Regions from separate parts of the Homo sapiens genome. Here region 1 is linked to region 2. Evidence: chromatin contacts called from ENCODE Hi-C or POLR2A ChIA-PET data. All regions are on one chromosome and are shown on one strand. The core of a region is the stretch at or near the end of the contact, and the rest is flanking DNA. Distances in the headings are between cores, read along the strand shown. Region 1 has its middle 33 kb from the start of PARP14. Region 2 holds the start of EAF2 (ELL associated factor 2).

What was found. A loop is a pair of places that touch in the nucleus more often than their neighbours do. ChIA-PET counts read pairs that join two places held with the same protein, here RNA polymerase II (POLR2A). Pooled maps may share reads with other maps.
Region 1: a pooled map shows a loop between it and region 2 (3-fold over the local background). The contact joins the enhancer-like site here to the promoter of EAF2 in region 2. A Hi-C loop is called at or near these places in 1 of 50 pooled maps. POLR2A ChIA-PET finds 5 or more read pairs at or near these places in 2 of 52 experiments (Panc1 and naive thymus-derived CD4-positive, alpha-beta T cell).

What each region holds. Positions count from the first base shown.
Region 1 is chr3:122,644,196-122,650,517 of GRCh38, reverse strand. No RefSeq gene overlaps it. Among named protein-coding and RNA genes, the nearest start is that of PARP14, 33 kb to the left of the region's middle. Within about 2 kb of position 4,242, at least 2 of the 41 ENCODE cell types and tissues checked have a DNase peak (open chromatin) inside an H3K27ac peak, as active enhancers do.
Region 2 is chr3:121,829,598-121,836,468 of GRCh38, reverse strand. It overlaps EAF2 (ELL associated factor 2), which reads right to left and starts at 1,260. Exons shown (of 6, transcript NM_018456.6): 1 at 1,078-1,260. The coding sequence starts at 1,183. It overlaps IQCB1 (IQ motif containing B1), which reads left to right and starts at 1,409. Exons shown (of 15, transcript NM_001023570.4): 1 at 1,409-1,503; 2 at 1,990-2,078.

The DNA of each region.
Region 1 (6,322 bases), core at 2,993-5,492, 810 kb before region 2:
ATCTCATCTTGAATTGTAATTCCTATAATCCCCATAATCCCCAAATGTCAAGGGAGAGACCAGGTGGGGGTAATTGAATCATGGGGGCAGTTTCCCTCATATTGTTCTCATGAGATCTGATGGTTTTATAAATGTTTGGTAGTTCCTCCTGCATTCACTCTCCTTCCTGCCGCCTGGTGGAGAAGGTGCCCGCTTCTCCTTTGCCTTCTGTCATGATTATAAGTTTCCCGAGGCTTCCCAGCCATGCTGAACTGTGAGTCAATTAAACCTCTTTCCGTTATAAATTACCCAGTCTCGGGCAGTTCTTTATAGCAGTGTGAAAATGGACTAATACCAAGGTTGTAGTCTGGAAAAGGAGGGAAGGATCAAAGTTGGGAGAAGTTAAAAGAACATGGGAGAAAGGAGAACACAGTAGCACAAGGAAGGGAGGAGCGTTCTGTATCCCACTTGCTTCACCTGGTTAAGGCCTGGACGAGGAGACTGCCCATAGGGATGAGTTCCAGTAAAGACATGAGGTCTCTTTTTCCCCCTTACAGTATGGCTACTTCCTTGGGGTACTCAGAGTAAAGAGCACACGGGGTATCTGTTGCAGTTGCATGGTTGTGTGCTCATACCACAGAGAGAAGAGAATAAAACGAAGTCTCTCACCCCAGTCAGTGACAGACACCTGACTGGTGGTGTCTTCAATGTGGATGAAAAACTGGACAGACCCTCTTGGAGATGACTGTCAGATAGAGAGTAAGGTTGAATTACCTAAACAGCTTCCATCTTTCTCCATGGGCTGAATCGCAGTTGAGACTTTCTCTTCTTCTATTTGGGAATTAGTTTGCTTACCGTTATAAAATGTACAATCCATACCATCTTTCCTTTTACTTTTTGTTTGGTGTGTTTTAAATGATGCCTTATCTATAATACACCTAAAGACCCTGACTTGCTCTCCAAAGTGATTACTCTAATTAGTATTTCCACCAGCTATATGAGAGCTCCTGTTCCACAGTCTCAACACTTGATATTGTCGGACGTTTAAATTTTCCTAAACTGATACATATGAAATAATATCTTATAGTTTTAATGAAGTTGAATGTTTAAGAAATCTATTTATTGATCATTCAATTTTCCTCTTCTGTGAATTGCATCTTCATGGTCTTGCCATATATTTGTGAGGAGTCTTGCTTTTTCTCTTGATTCATAGGAGTTCTTTAGTATTATCTGGATACTAGTCCTTTACTGGTTATATGCACTATAAATCTCTTGTTTCAACATGTGACTTGTCTCTTTCACCTTATTTATTGCTTTTTAAAAATTTTTAAAGAAGTTGTAAAATTTTAAGGGATAGTATTTGTTTTTTTAAAAAAATAGGTAAGACATTGATATGATTTGGCTGTGTCCCCACCCAAATCTCATCTTGAATTACCACATGTTGTGGGAGGGACCCAGTGGGAGGTAATTGAATTATGGGGGCAGGTCTTTCCCATGCTGTTCTCGTGATAGTAAGTCTCACGAGATCTGATGACTTTATAAAGAGGAGTTTCCCTGAATATGCTCTCTCTCTCTTTGCCTGCTGCCATCCACGTAGATATGACTTGCTCCTCCTTGTCTTCCACCATGATTGTGAGGCCTCCCCAGCCACGTGGAACTGTAAGTCCATTAAACCTTTTTTCCTGTATAAATTACTCAGTCTCAGGTATGCCTTTATCAGCAACGTGAAAATGGACTAATACAGACATTCTTGAAGTTCAAAATTCAAAGGCATGAAAGTACCCAGTGAAAAATCTCCCTCAGGCTGGTCATGATGGCTCATGCCTGTAATCCCAGCACTTTGGGAGGCTGAGGTGGGTGGATCCCTTGAGGTCAGGAATTCAAGACCAGTCTGGCCAACATGGTGAAATCCTGTCTCTACTAAAAATACAAAAATTAGCCAGGTGTGGTGGCAGGTGCTTGTAATCCCAGCTACTCAGGAGGCTGAGGCACAAGAATCACTTGAACCTGGGAGGAGGAGGTTGCAGTGAGCTGAGATTGTGCCACTGCACTCCAGCCTGGGCAACAGAGTGAGACTCTGTCTCAAAAACAAACAAACAAAAACCTCCCTCCTACTCCATCTAGCCTTCTAGTTTCCTTTCTTGCAAGGAAAACAATGCAAAAAAAATGCTATGCTGCTACAATAAATAACCTTTTACAAATAATCGTTCTTCAGTTTTATCTGTATGACAAATTCCTAGCAATGGAATTGCTGGGTCAAGGATATATGCACTTGTAATGTTGATAGTTATTGCCAAATTGCCCTCCATAGAAATTGAGCCAATTTACCCTCCCACCAACAAAGCCCCCACTTTCCTGCACCTTCGCTGACACAGTGTGTTACAGAACTGATCTTTGCAAGTCTAATAGGTTAAAAAGAGGGATATCTCAATATAGCTTTTAAAATAAAATGTATTTTATTTTATTTATTTTTCAAATAGGTGATATATGCACATAGTATAAAATTTAAAGGAAACAAAAAGGTAAACAGTAACAATTAAGTCTGCCTTACACCTTTATTCCATAGCACCCAGTTCTGTCTAGAGGGAACACAGTTACTAGCTTCTAGTATATCCTTCTAGAGATATTCTATGCACATCCAAACACATATTTAAATATGGGAGGATTTCTCTTATTTGGACAGACTTGTGTTTTCTTTTGCGTTGCAGTCTACAGTGATCAAAAGGCTCTTGCCATCACTATAGCTAGAAATATCTTCCTGTTGGAATTTTTCTTATTTTTGAGACAGGGTCTTACTCTGTTGCCCAGGCTGGAGTGCCGTGGCACCATCAATGCAGCCTTGACCTCCCAGGCTCAAGCGACCCCCAATCCTCCTTCCTCAGCCTTCCCAGTAGCTGGGACTACAGGCATGTACCACCACACCTGGCTAATTTAAAAATTTTTTGTAGACATAAGGTCTCACTCTGTTGCCCAGGCTGGTCTCAAACTCCTGGGCTGGGCTCAAGTGATGTTCCTGCCTCAGCTTCCCAAAGTGCTGAGATTACAGCTGTGAGCCACGGTGCCTGGCCTCTGCTGGAATTTTGAAAGCATTGTTCCATTGTCTTTAAGCTTCGTGTTGGTGCTAAGAAATCTGAAACCATTCTGATTATTGATCCTCTGTAGATAACCTGTTCTCTTTTCTTCCCTCTAGAAGTTTTTCCTTCCTGTTTCTGAAATTTCCCCATGGTATACTTTGGGGTTGGTCTGCATTTTTTTTTTCCATTATGCTGAGCACTAGGTACAAACTTCTAATCTGAAAACTTGTGTTCTTTAGTTTGAGGATGTTTTCTTGAATTATTTCTTTGATTTTTGTTTTTCTCTCTGCTTTCTGATCTCTCTTTCTGATGTTGGACAACTTGGCCTGGTCCTCTAATTTTATATTTGGTTTTCTATTCTCCACTTCATTGCCTTTTTACTCTACTTTCTGAGATTTCCTCAACTTTATCTTCCAATGCTTTTTTTTTCCATTTCTGTTATTATGTTTAAGACCTCTTGCTTGTTTCCTAAATGTTCCCTTTTTATGGCATTTTCTTTCTTATTATAGTTTTTTTTAAAAAGCTTTATATTCTGAGTTAGAGATTTTCCTGCAATGTTTGTTAAACCTTGGTTGTCTGTTTCACAAGAGTTTAAAAAACTAGTGAGAATTCTGAGCTAGTGAGTGGGGCTTATCAACTTTGAGTTTCACTCTACAGGATTTGGTGGCCTGTGTGTTGATGAATCTCTAACGTCAGTCTCTTTAGGTAAAATTTCCACTTGTATAGAAATTTTCAGTCTCTTGCTTGGTGAGTAAACTTCTGGCTGCTGCTATTCTGGGAGCCAAATGGTGGAAGGCAGTTTGGGGAGGGCTGTCATTTCAGGATTAAGCATTTAGTGTGCTTTTGGCTTCTGATTTGCCTATTTTTGGTACAGTACCAAATGCCTTGTCTGTGCCTGATATCCTCAAAGACCCTTCAATTTACTTTTTATAGGGAATAGCTTCGAGATTTCTCCTGGAGTAGGAGAAAGGCAGTTATTCTGGGGAAAGAAGGGGCAGAGAGATCTAGGGATGTACTGTTTCTTAAACGGCTCTCATCCTATCTTTCTTATTTTAGCACCTGCCATGCTTTGCTGCTTTACTGTTAGCGCCAGAGACACTCTCATTCTCAGTTCCTGAGACTTTTAAAAGTAAATCAGGTGGTTTCTCAGCTTTCCCTCCACTTGCCAACTTAGGGTTGAGCTGTTGTAAGTCTGCAGTCATAATCACAGATCCATCTGCCTCTAGCTTCTAATATGGTGTAGCTACATTTCCTCTTCTACCTCCCTGTTCTGGAGGGCATACGTGTCCTTTAAAATCACATTAATGTGGTTTTCCTAGGTTAGAGAAAGCAAAGTTAGATACATCTAATTCAATCAGACATCTTAACCTTGAACCTCAATTTTTAAAATGTTAATGTAATCAAATGTATTTATGGTTGTCTCTATGGTTTGTGCTATTCATGACTTCCCTTCCAAATTTTTGGTTTAAAATAGTAATATGTTTTTTTCATTATCATTTTGGTATTATCTTTAACCCTGGAAGTTATTATTTCAATTTATTTATTTATTTATTTATTTATTTATTTATTTATTTATTTATTTATTTTGAGATGGAGTCTTGCTCTGTTGCCCCGACTGGAATGCAGTGGCATGATCTTGGCTCACTGCAACCTCCGTCTCCTGGGTTCAAGTGATTCTCCTGCCTTAGCCTCCCGAGTAGCTGGGACTACAGTCATGTGCCACCACACCTGGCTAATTTTTGTATTTTTAGTAGAGATGGATTTTCACCATGTTGACCAGGCTGGTCTTGAACTCTTGACCTCAAGTGATCCTCCTGCCTTGACCTCCCAAAGTGCTGGGATTACAGGCATGAGCCAGCTCTCCTGGCCTATTATTTCAATTTAAATATGAGGAATTGAGGCTGAGTGTAAATGACTTGCCCAAGTTTACCCAGTTAGCACATTATATTAGTTCTAAGTTTAGGACTGACCCCTCCAAGTTTGCTGATGCTAGGCCAGGACTACATGGTACCAACTCTTGATATTCTGAAATGAATTTTCTTTCCTTCTCTTTAATTTCTAAATTTTTTTTGTACTTAACCTCTTGAATTTTTACTCTGTTAGGGACTGAATTGCGTTACCCCCAAATTCTTATATTGAAACCCTAACCTTCAATGTAACTGTATGTGGAGATAGAACCTTTGAAAAGGTACCTAAGGTTAAATGTGGGCATAAAGGTGGGTCCCTAATTCGATAGAACAAGTATCCTTAGAAGGAAACAAAGAGACACCAGGGATGTGAGCACCGAGGAAAGGTCACGTGAGGACACAGTAAGAAGGGCCATCTGCAAGCCAAGGAGAGAAGTCTCAGGAGAACCAAACCCTGGTGACATTTGGATCTTGCACTTCCAGCCTTCAGAACTATGAGAAAAATGGATTTCTCTTGTTTAAGCCATGCAGTCTGAGGTGTTTCTCTATGGCAGCCCTAGCAGATTAATGCACTGTCTCTCAATCTGCTTTGCACACCAACCTCTTTTGTTAGTGCATTGGATTAATATTTATTACCTATAGAAAGTTAATGATGACCCCCAAATCCCTGGGTTGTCTGGCAGCAAAGAACAATCTCAGCAAATGGGTTGTCCTCAGTTCTGTTTCTTGGTTGTGTGGCTTCCTGAATCATAGGCCGCTTGCCTGCCTAGTTTATTCTCTAGGTCTTCATACGATGTAGGAAGAGTCAACATGGTGGAAAGATGAATCCAAAGAAGAAAGGTTTTTTTCCCTGAAGCCAAGAGCCCAAATGGCCAAGTCTCACACCCCAAGCCTCCTTTCCCTCGGATCTCACCCTGGCCCCATTAGCCTTTCTTCTTTTCTCTTTTCTTTTCTTTTCTTTTTTCTTTTCTCTTTTCTTTTCTTCTCCCTTCCTTCCTTCCTTTCTCTCTCTCTCTCTTTCTTTCTTTCTTTCCTTCACAGTCTTGCTCTGTCATCCACACTGGAGTGCAGCGGCACCGATCTTGGCTCTATAGCCTCCACCTCCCAGGTTCAAGCGATTCTCCTGCCTCAGCCTCCCAAGTAGCTGAGAGGCAGGGTTTCACCATGTTGGCCAGGCTGGTCTCAAACTCCTGCCCTCAAATGATCCACCAACCTCGGCCTCCCAAAGTGCTGGGATTACAGGTGTGAGCCACCGCGGCCAGCCCCCATTAGCCTTTCAAAGTGAGATGGCTTCTCTGGGGAAGAGCCAGCCCCATGCTTTTCCCATCTCCAGTTCCTTCGTACTGCCCCACTTCCCTTGTA
Region 2 (6,871 bases), core at 11-2,510:
TTTGAGTAACTATAACTAAATTGTCTACAACTTAAATAAACTTTTGGGAGAATGTATGCTTTAATTAGTTGTTTTGATTGAACCATGGAACATTTCAGAGTAAAAACCATAAAGGTCTCTAAACAACCCGAGAACAGAATGACTGAGAAAGGCGGAATGATGAGATATTAAGGAAGGGCAAGGCTGGGGAAAGGAAGTGAAAAAATACTTACAGTTTTACCACAGAAAAATGAGAAGTTATAATTCAGTGATCTTGAAGTTTCCTTCCCGCTCTACAATTCTATGACAGTTGTTATGCAAAAAACGAATGTCTTACACATAAAAACTTATATGCTATATTTTCCTTCCTGGAATCTATATCATCCAACTGCTAAAGCAAAAGAGCTCCTTTTTCTACTCCAACAACATAAAAGAGAATAATTTATTAAAACTAGTTCCAGAGGACATAAAGAAAACCAAAGGGTAGAAATCATAGGGAGGTAAGCATCTTCCAAATAAAGAAATTAATAACACACCCTCGAATACTTTGATAATCAGTATTTGATAACTGAGTGAAATCTGGGGTCCAAAGAGATATACAGATCATTGGGATGGTTGAGAATTTCTCCCTTTGCAAAGAACACACCAAATAAGAACCCTCATCTGCCAGAGGTGAGAAAAAGTGATGAAAAGAGAGAATATTGCCCCACCAGCCTCAAGGCATTCAAGTTCCCCGGCATTCGGTCCTTAGTCCCTTCCCATTTGTCACCTTATTATTTTCCTGTCCACCCCTGCATCATCCACCTGTCACGTCTGTCTCCACAGTCACCTCTACAGACTTTTTTCACACTTTCCCTTCCTGTCTGCTGGTCTCAACGCTCTCTGTCCAGGGTTTACCCACATTTGCTCTACTCCGATTCCTTCCACCGACCCCCTAAGACTCCGAGCAGGTTAGAGGATCGCGCTGCCTCCCCCCTCCCCGCCCCGTAGTCTCCAACAGTGTAAGGGGTACTGTGGGAACAAAACCCAGAGGGGTTTGTGCCTCTTCACCCCCATCCCGGGAGGCTCCCCCTCTATCCCCGGATGGTCCTCACTCACAGCGCACAGTGTGGAAGGCGCAGCGCGGCTGCTTCTCGAAACTCTCCCCTAACTTGAGAACCCGCTCGCGACGGTCTAGGTGTGAGAATCCCGCTGCGCTATTCATAATTACTCTCCTGCTTTGACTTTAACTCCGCCACCAGCGCTCACTATCTGCCACCTCAGCCTGAAGCAGCTGCACTTGATCCCGCCAGCCAAGTCACCCAGACTCCACCCCGCGCTCGACGCGCACCGCCCCACCGGAGCGTCTCACGTTCTGATTGGCTTATTAGCAAAGGGCGCTCCGCCCCTTGACTCCGAGGCTCCTAGTCCCGCCTCCAGGCCCCTTCCCGCGTCGCGACGCACGCTGCCCCGGAAGGCCGCGGCGCTGTAGTGCGGCGTGGGAGCCCCAGGTTCTTTAGTGGAAGAACGCGAAGCGAGGATGAGGTAACTTATCTGAGGTGGTGGCTGGGGAGGGAGAGGGCCCCAGGGCGCCTACCAGGAGGCCAGGACCCCAGGCTCCTGGACGAAGTCAGCCGGCTTGTAAGAGCTCTTAACGGGAGAATCGGCCTGCCCTCACGCCCACTCTGTAGAGATCTGGTGTGGAAACTGAGGCCTGGGGAGGTGCAGTGTCCAGGCACAGGGCCTAGTGTCTTATCCAAGGCCTGGTAGCGCGAAAGCCGGGTCTAGAATCTGGAGTAAAGGAGCCCAGAGGCCCCAGAATCTCGGTCCTTAGACTTGAAGCGACGCTGTTACCTCAGTAATCGTTTTCTGACCTTTTTGTACCAGAGGAAGTTTCTTGTGGTCCTAGGACTGGAGAAGGGGATGTGTAGTGGGGAGGAGAAAGAGGATTCGGAGATAGCAACTGCAGACATTTAGGATCAGCCGCAACAGGATCGCACTGAATTTCCTTTTCATTTATTTTCCTCACAGTGATCCGTGGAGGCAGTAACAGGCGCGGCGAGGGAGAAGTGATTCCCGAAGAATCAAGGCTGGGCCGGACCCGGTGGCCTGGCAACAGGGTAGTAGCCTTAAAATAGATAAATAATTGTCTTTTTGTGTCAAATTTCATGAATTTAATGTAAAGATGGGAGAAGTGTTGAATTATAGGAGAAACACTCGAGAAAGTTTACAGATGGTTTCCATAACAGGTGGTTTTTCAGGGTAATTACGCAATCCAACTGCACTCCCTCACCTTCTGCCTTAGGCACATTTGTCAATTGATTTTGGGGTAGGTGGTTATGTCTCCTTCAACCTGTCTGTGTAAATCCTACCCTTTGAAGGTGTGCCGAAGCTGTTTCATATCGTAGTTAAATGCTTTAAGGCAGATGGTGGCTCTAGTTTGAACCCCTGCTTTATACTTAACAGTGTGACTTTGTGCCAGCTAATTACATTCTCCAGAGTTTAAGTATGCTCATTGTTCAAATTGGGAAAAAAATAATAGTATCTGTTCCTTAGAGTTGTTGGAATGATTAAATGAGTTAATACATGAAAGCAATTAGAACAATTCCTGGAGCATGATAAGAGGTCTCCAAATGGTTATTTAAGGCCCAGCTCTACACTTATACTACATTTTAAGACCATCTTGGTGGCTGCCTTCTCTTCTAAATAGAATCATTCTAGGAGGTAGGAATTGCTATTTTGTTTACAGCAAGAAAAATGGTTCAGAGAAGCCCAGTCCTCTGACTTTATGGCCTGTATTCTTATCTGTGTCATCTATTTAGCATTTAACATATATCTGATATTCTTAAGTATATTTTTTTGTATCTGTGTGTGTGTACACATGTACATAAACATACTTTTCTTTCCCAACCAGAACAATAGCAGAGAGTATGTCTTGTGTAGAATCTTTGCATCCCCTGCATCTACCATACTGCTCTGCACATATTTGTTGATGACAATAATGATTTAGTGATGTTTTATTACGGTAGCCAGGAGGGCACAAACTGTTTTGAGCCTATTTTACGTTAGAGAGGCTTCCAACTATAAATCTGAGCTTTCTCTATTGTAACAAGAGAAAAACAGAAAGTCAAGAAATTGAGGCTCAGAATGCCTGAGGTTTGTGCATTTACTCATACTTTCAACCTGTATTTAGCAAATCCTAGTACGTGCCAGGTACTAGTCTAGCCACTGGGAATACAGTTGTGAACCAAAGATATAAGAAGGCAGCCAGCAAAGATGGTCTTAAAATGTAGTATGATGGTAGAACTGGGCTTTAATAATAACCATTTGGAGAGCTCTTACTATGTGCCAGGAATTGTTCCAATTGCTTTCATGTATTAACTCATTTAATCATCTCTAAGGGATAGGTAGGTTGCCCTCATGAAGCTTACCTTCTGAGGTGAATTTTCTCCAAACATATATTAAAATGAACTATGTTGTACTAGCTCAAGAATAGACAAACAGATTAAATTACTAGAAACTAAGTAGAGTCCAAAAAGATACCCTGTGTATGTGTATGTATACATAGTGCATGAAAATGTGACGTTTCAGATTGTTTCTGTTATGTCTATTCATAACTAGTTACCTTATGAATTTATGACTACTGTGTGCATTTTTTAATCCATCAATAACTTTAACATTAAAAATTAGATTCTTATATGACACCATTCACAAAAATACCTTACTTTAGAAGATATGTAAGGAAAACAAAACCAAAAAAACATGAAGATTTGGAGAATGTTTTTTATCTCTTGGGTTAGAGAGGACCTTTCTAAACAGGACACAAAAGACAGATGCCATAGAGGAAAAGATTGTTATATTTCATATGTAAAAATTGTAAAAATGGCTGGGCGCTGTGGCTCATGCCTGTAATCCCAGCACTTTGGGAGGCCGAAGTGGGCAGACCACTTGAGGTCATGAGTTCAAGACCAGCCTGGCCAACATGGTGAAACCCCATCTCTACTAAAAATACAAAAATTAGCTGGGCACGTTGGCACACGCCTGTAATCCCAGCTACTTGGGAGGCTGAGGCATGAAATCACTTGAACCCAGGAGGTGGAGGATGCAGTGAGCTGAGATTGCACCACTGCACTGCAGCCAGGGTAAACAGAGTCAGACTCTCTCTCAAAAAAAAAAAAAAAAATTGTAAAATTATGGTAAAGACCCCATAGTCAAATTTAAAAAAATAAATGACAAGGAGAAAATTTTACAGCCAATATAAAAGAGAAAAGATTCCTATCCATGTATGAAAAGCTTCTGCAAAAGAATAAGACAAACCGATAGAAATATAGTCAAGGGATATGAATAGAAAATACATAAAAGAAATAATGGCCAGTGAACACGAAATGTGCCTGACATCCCTAATAATCAAAGAAATACAAATTAAAACACAATCATACCAATTTTCATCTAACAGATTGGCAAAAATGTAAAGGATCATGTGTATATTCATTGCAGTGTTGCTTGTAATAGCATACAGCTTGAGTGACCTCCAGTAGAGGTGATGTTTAAATATATTTTGCTGCATTCTTAAAAGGAAATGTAGCATAATGCAGCCATTTGGAGAGAATGAGATAACTATATGCACTCTCTTTGAAAGTTTTGTGACTACTATGTGCCGGGAGTTGCACTGGGCTTTCTTTAAGGTATTTTCAGCAAACCTGTCTTTTAATGATTTATATTGTACCTAATAAGAGATATATGAATGGAAAAACAGTTTTTGCTCTCACATCATGACAATCAACACAAAAGACTTCTGTGACCAAATGTGTGGAGTTTTCTTCCACCAACAAGCAAGCAATCAATTCTGCAGCGGACACCAGCTGGGTATCATCTAATTCAATTCTGACACTGTCTACTTGGAGATAGGGTCAGATCCCTTAGGTTTAGGGCTTAGTCCTGCAAGAGGGACCCCCATTTCTGATGCCAATCCAAGCCCTAAGTTGTTTTACCTGTGCTTCTGACTGACCAGCTACACATGAGGAATCCTATTAATACACACCTTGGGGTGTATTAATTTGCTAGAGGAGCTAACAAAACTGAGGGAAACATGTTTTCCAGTTTATTATAAAGATATTACAGAGACCCTGGGCAACATGGAGAAACCCTGTCTCTACTAAAAATACAAAAAATTAGCCGAGCGTCATGGCTTGCAAGTGTAGTCCCAGCTACTTGGGAGGCTGAGGTGGGAGAATCACCTGAACCTGAGAAGTCTAGGCTGCAGTGAGCCATAATTGTACCATTGTCCTCCAGCCTGGGCAACAGGAGTGAGATCCTGTCTCCAAAAAAAAATACTAGGATACAAATGAAGAGATGCATACTGTGAAGTATGGGAAGGGGCACAGAGCTTCCATGTCCTCCCTGCCTGTGATATCCAGGAAATTCCTCCAGGAACTTCCACATGTTCAGCTATCCAGTAGCTCTTTGTACCCCATCCTCTTGAGCCTTTTATGGAGATTTCAATGGATAGGCATGACTGAAGCATGGACAATCATTTTGGAAATGTGATTGGACAAAAAAGATATGATCTGATACTAACAGACTGAGTGGGGAAACCCAGCAAGGCCTGTCTGCTCAGATTCTTCTTGGCTTCTCTGTTCAGCATTCCTTCCAGGATATAGGGCAAGACCCATTCTGAAACAGGGGTCTTATGACCTACAGCTAGACAAGATAGGTCAGAGAAAGGCAGGGATGATTAGAGTTCTGCTTTGGAGAGAAGGAGCAGGTGAAAGGAGGAGAGGAGGAAGTCAGAAATAGATTCTGTTTTCTGAGGCCTAAAGCACCCTAACATAACAAGACTGTAACAAAGGCTATGGGAGTTATGAGCCAGAAACTGTGGACAAAAACATATATATGTATATGTATATATGTATGTATGGAAATGATCACACGCTCTATCTACTTCATAGCCCTGTTGTGAGGATTACACAAGACAGTGTATAGTATATTAACATAGTGCTTAGCTTATATTAAACAGTTGATACATGTTAGCTTTACTATAAATAAGGAAATACGCTTTTATTATATAAGGATATCTTTGAGCTTCAAATGCTTTAAAACTTTTTTTTTTTAGAGACAGGGTCTTGCTTTGTTGACCAGGCTAGTCTTGAACACCAATTCTCAAGCGATTCTTCAGCCTTAAACTTTTTTTACATAGAGAAAGTTTTAGCAACAAATTAGGATGTGGACCTTGTTTTTTAATGTTAGGAGAATTGATTTTATTCAATATACTATTTACTTATTTATTAATTATTATTATTATTATTTTGAGACAGAGTCTAGCTCTGTCACTCAGGCTGGAGTGCAGTGATGTGATCTCAGGTCACTCAACCTCCACCTCCTAGGTTCAAGCTATTCTGCCTCAGCCTCCTGAGTAACTGGGATTACAGGCACGCGCCACCATGCCCAGCTGATTTTTTGTATTCTTAGTAGAAATGGGGTTTCACCATGTTGGCCAGGCTGGTCTTGAACTCCTGACCGCAAGTGATTCACCCACCTTGGCCTCCCAAAGTGCTGGGATTATAGGTGTGAGCCACTGCCCCTGGCCTTATTCACTATACTATTTAGAAGCAATCTTTGATTATCTTATATTTATGTAACATTTCTGAGCATTAGTGTGTTGAAGGTCAGTGCTTCACTAGGAGGGCTCACAGGACTCAGAATATAGTGTACTTACAGCTATGATTTATTACAGTGAAGGGAAATAAAGCAAAATCAGCAAAGGGAAAAAGCATATTGGGGGAAATCAGGTACAAACTTCTGAGTTCTCTCCCAGTGGAGTTACGTAGGATATGCTTAATTCCTCCAGCAACCAGCTATGACAACATGTTTGAAGTGTTGTCTACCAAGGAAGCTCAACTAGACACTCAGTGAT